2 separate regions of the Mus musculus genome follow, and region 2 is linked to region 1. The links are chromatin loops, found by intact Hi-C in ENCODE. Cell type or tissue: heart. All regions are shown on one strand.

What was found. Hi-C counts contacts between places; a loop is a spot of excess contacts. Peaks named below come from ENCODE experiments on the same cell type or tissue, not always from the same donor. Only the 100,000 strongest peaks of a DNase experiment are listed, where the experiment ranks them.
Region 2: a loop joins it to region 1, with 2.0 times the contacts of the local background. A loop is called at or near these places in 11 of 42 quality-filtered maps.

What each region holds. Positions count from the first base shown.
Region 1 is chr16:21,244,915-21,247,414 of GRCm38, forward strand. No RefSeq gene overlaps it. Among named protein-coding and RNA genes, the nearest start is that of Mir7680, 9.9 kb to the right of the region's middle. In heart, a CTCF peak has its summit at 1,113; DNase peaks (open chromatin) are centred at 1,227 and 1,837; H3K4me3 peaks cover 1,470 bases; H3K27ac peaks cover 2,114 bases.
Region 2 is chr16:21,331,882-21,334,381 of GRCm38, forward strand. It overlaps the pseudogene Magef1. Among named protein-coding and RNA genes, the nearest start is that of Gm16863, 36 kb to the left of the region's middle. In heart, a CTCF peak has its summit at 1,551; DNase peaks (open chromatin) are centred at 1,460 and 1,936; H3K4me3 peaks cover 2,260 bases; H3K27ac peaks cover 1,812 bases.

The sequences.
Region 1 (2,500 bases):
CGTTGACAGAGAGATACCATCCTTGGTGAAGCAGGTGCAGGTCTGGGACAGAGCAGCTGGACAAGGCCTCTGGCCCCACCCAGAGGGGAGCTGCACCTCTGGCCCCAGGAAATCCAAGGGAGTCTGAGGATCCAGCTCTATCTTGCATCATAAGACCCTCAAAGTCCAGAAGAGCCACCAGCTCTCTCTCTCTCTCTCTCTCTCTCTCTCTCTCTCTCTCTCTCTCTCTCTCACACACACACACACACACACACACACACACACTCAAAAGGGCATTCTGCAAAGACGTCAGTGTTTAGGCCATTTGGGGAACAAGGTGGAGGCAGGGTCTGATTCCTGAAGGTGTAGGATGGATTTCCCCAGCTTGGGTCCTTTCTGATTTTAATCTCTACCTCAGTTTCCATTCCCTTATATCTACAGTGGGATGGAAACCCTCCCTTGGGTGTTGGTCCCACCGCTCTGGGTCTGCTCTCACCCCCAGCATGGGGTGGGGTGGGACTTACTGCCTGGGTCTCAGCTTCCACATCTGTCATACAAGAAGGGTGACTCCCATCTTCTTGAAGGCCCCTTCCAGCTCCAACTTGCTTGGTTCTATTCTGAGAAGAGAGCCCCACCTCTGGGGAGGGGGAGCATGAACATTCTTTCAGCTGCGATTCAACCCGGGCACATGTTTGCCCAGCCCCATCCTTCACATTTAGCCTGTAGCTGTTGCCACGATGGGCACGCCCTTGGCACCGCACTCTCTTCCCTCCCCCACGAGCCAGAGCCACAGGTGGGTGGCTCGCTTCTTGTGATGCCTAGGGGGATTGGAAGGACAAAACAAGGGGATGGGAAAGAAGAGGGAAGGGGCTGGGTTTGTAGAACTGGAGGTGTCCCTGAGTACTTGAGTTGAATTCCAGCTCTGTCCACGCAAGTGAGTGTTCTAGGACAAAAGTTTTATTAACCTTTTGGGACTCTGTTCCCTCTTTTATGAACTAAGAATAATAAAGATTTTAAAAGCATTCGATTACTGTGAGGATTAATTGAAAGAATACTTGTCAAGTGCCTGGTTTATGTATAGCTCTGTTCTCTGCAAGACAGGCACCACACCCCCTTTTTCTGTTCCGTGAAAGCCCTGTGGGGGCGCTTTGACGACTTTCTGAGAGGCGCTAGAGGCAGCCCGGCCAGCTCACCCTAGTGACAGTCTGAGTCCTGGGCCTGGAAGCCTCAGCCTGGAAGCCCGGCTTGGCCGCTGGCCCTCCTGCCCCACCCCCACCCGCCCTGGGAGCGCACCAGCGCCTTTGATCTGCAGCCTTCAGTGGGATTAGGAGTCCGCGAGCCGGGCTCCCTGGGTCCCCGCTCCCCGTCGCCTTCTCTCGGGCCCTCGGGCTGGCTCCGCCGCCGGTGGTCCCCGCCCCTCCTCCGGGCAGGCCACTGGGATTCCCCCGCGACAAGCTGCACAGGGAGGGAGCGGAGGCCCGAGCGGGAAGCGTCCTCCTGGACATTTTTGGCCGGGGACTCTGTGTAAAGTGTTTAAAAAGAAAAACTCTCCGGAGGAGGATGTAACCTTTTCTTAACATCTGGGGCTCAATTAGCTAATGACAGCAAAGCCTTCTCCGGTGTCGCTGACCCCTGGGCAGCAGCCCGGCTCCCCCACCCCCGGTATTTATACAGCTGCGGCCCCTCGCTGGGACGGGGAGCAGGGGGCTTGGCTGGGTTATCTCGGCGGAGATCCGCCGCCCACCCCCCCAAAAACCGAGAAAGGCTTAGCACGCAGTCCCACCGCCAGGCCCCTCAGCTCTCCTGGGCGTCTCTCCCTCGCCCTTCCCCTCCCGATCCTTCACGGCCCCCGCCTCCCTGCGCTCTCCCTCGGCTACGCTCCCCTCCCCCGCACCCTTCCTTTCTGCTGCGGCCCTCTCTCCCTGCTTCTCTGCTCTCTTTTCCCGGTTCGCGGGTCTGAGTTTCGACCTGAGTTCGCTACCCCTCCACACTCTTCCCCTTGGCTTCTCTCTCCTCCTCCCCTGCCTCTGCCTGCCTGCCTGTCTCTTTTCTCCCTGCTATCTGTCTCTCCTTTCTCCCTAGAGGCCTCCCTTTGCTCTCTGGCCCTCTGAATGGTTCCCTTGTCCGCCTCTCCCCCCGGGTTCCATGTCCATTTTAGCGCTTCCTCCCCACCTTTGTCTCCCAGCCTTACCCTCTGAATGCCTGTCTGTCTTCCGTGGAGGTGCCCTGTCTGCCAGACATCTACTCACACTAGGGCACAACCCTAGTGCTGGGCCACCTGTGGGCCAAGCATCCTGCCCAAAGCCCCTAGCTGGACACTTTGGGAGCTGACTAGGGTCTCAAGTGTGCAATGTTTAGGAGAGTGACATTTGTCCCCGTTCCGGGTTTTAAGGGCTTGTGTTGAGGCTCTCCTGGTTACAGCCAGAGGGGATCTGAGGGCTTATGAAGACACTCATTGGCTCCAGCTGCTGGAATCTCACTTTCCCTGCTTGGGCCCCCAGGCTCCTTCTCCCCCACCACA
Region 2 (2,500 bases), 87 kb after region 1:
AACTGTGCAACACAAAATTTAAGGTGCTCAACAACTTTATTAAGTGTACCAGGATATAATACTCATTTACTACATTTTAACTTTTTTTAGATCACTATAATAAAAGTAAATAGAAGTACATACTTTTTTTTGGTAATAAAACAAAAAATGTCAGAGGCTCGGCATCAAATAAGCTTACACACACACACACACACACACACACACACACACACACACACTGATCAATATGCTGTGTCCTTTCATGCCAACCAAGGACCAGAATTACAATGCTGCACAATGCATTCAGAATCTCAGAATAAAATACAAAGTTTTACGACTTGATTTACAAAAATCAGCAAAACTTGGGAGTGGGTGAGTGGGTGGAGAAGCGGGTGAGGGACTTTTGGGATAGCATTGGAAATGTAAATGAAATAAATACCTAATTTAAAAAATCAGCAAAACTACAACAAAATTCTATAGGAAAATTATAGCAATAAATATAAATTAGCAATTTAATATATTAAAAGTAACAAAAGCTAACAATTGATAAGCTCTAAAAACTAAAGCTTCACCATTTTCTCAGAAATGACATTACTTACAACTCAAAGACAGTGGATACCAAGCCCACTAGGCCCTCGTTGGCCATCTTTCCCCCCACCCTCACCAGCCATGGAGGGTGGCCATAACATGGGCCACCTCGGCTCTGGCTCCTAGGGCTCTGGCCAATAAGTAGTTCATTCTTCTGAAACCTGGACACGAGCCCCACTTCTTCCACCTCGGTGATTTTCCAGGTTGCTTCGGGAAGTACAAGAGAATTCATATTCCGATGGTTTGGTGTGAGGCACCTGTCTGTAACTAAGGCATCGCTGCTGAACAGAACCTTCCATAATTAGCCTTTTTGGGTAACCAAAGAAGATATTTTGATGGAAGCACCCTACAAGCAATTCAGCATCTCCCAGAACTGTGCTATTACCTTTCATGTAGATAAGACCCATGATCATCACTAAGAGTCCTAATCTGGGGCCATCTCTTCCCAGATCCTCCTCCAACCCCTCAAGAGGTTTTAACCTGTTGGTCAGGATGTAAGTGTGGTGCTTGCGATGGAGCTGTTTCAGCTGGGAAGCAAAAACGTACAGCGATGTTCTGCGGCCCTTGAGCTGATCTTCCGGTGCAGACCCTTCAAGTCTCCGATAACATATTTCACCGTCTTGGAGCGTGCGATTAGGCCCTTCTTCCTGCCCTTCACCAGCAGAAACTGCACTGAACAGGCGGCAGTCCTATCAGATGGCTTAGGGAAGCCGCCAGGACCTGGGCTCGCCCTCGGCAGGAGGCGGCAGGACTGTCCCACTCTCAGGGTTCTGCCCCATGCCTTCGGGCAGGCGGTGCCCGGCATGCCACCCCTGAGACTGCGCGAACAGGCCCGGGAAGACGGCGGCGGGAGCATCATGAGGTCGCGGCGAGTCCCACACCCGCCCACGATCGCGCAGCCGCAGTCTGGGCTCGCCACTTCCGGCTTGCTCGGCCAAGATGGCAGCGGCAGTGCCGCTCGCAGCCCTTCCGCTTCCTCCTAGACTGGCGGCGTGCAATGGCTCCTGCAGGTGCAGGCGCCGCGGGGAGTGTGTGCGTGTGCCTGGGGGAAACGCTGCAAGCAGCCATTCCGGGTGGGGAAGCTCCTCTGTTCAAGAAATAGCACAGAACCGAGTCCGGGCATATTCTTTTAGTAAGTGATTATGCCTGCACATAGACAAGGCTGGAATGGTGAGTTAGAAGAGAAGGGCCCCAACAGGAGACTAGGGAAAATAAAAATTTTCTGGACAATGAAGAAAAGACTGCAGTCTTTGTCTGCGGCCTCGGGGGCATGTGGAGAGGGTGCTTATTACAGTGCGGAACAGGTTCTTGGAGTCAGTGTGAAATGCTATTCAGCGGTTAATTGCAAGGTGAGGACAGCACATTGTGCAGTGATAAGAGATGCACTGAGGGAGCACATACCACGCTCGCATCGCGCACGAGCCGGTGGTGGCTGGCTGGAGGGAAGGAAACATTTCCCTCCAATCAGAATTACTCTCATACCACCTTTTAACCCCTTCTGCCTCGCGCTTCGTATCCCTCCTCCCCACTCTGAAGTTCCCTCTCCTACCAATATCCCCATCTTTTAAAATCGTCTTCACTCTTCAGGGCTAAGCTTAAAGGTCACCTTTCAAAAGTCTTCCCTTGGAGGTCATGCACAGAATTTAAATACTGTTATTTCTGAATCATCACAGCTACTATGCTTATTTAACATTCAAGTGCTCGATATTTACTGTTATTTCTGAATCACCACCACAGCAATTATGTTTATTTAACATCCATGTGCTAGGCTTTATTGTAAAGGCATTTTTCTCCTATATTTGACTCTCACGTACATTTTACAAATGGTTGGCCTTTTCCTATGGCGTTTGCTATTTTCCAACTACATAATCGTGGACAAGTTAACAAAAGCTTTTGCCCTTTAGTGACATTAGTGATAAAAATGGGTATAACA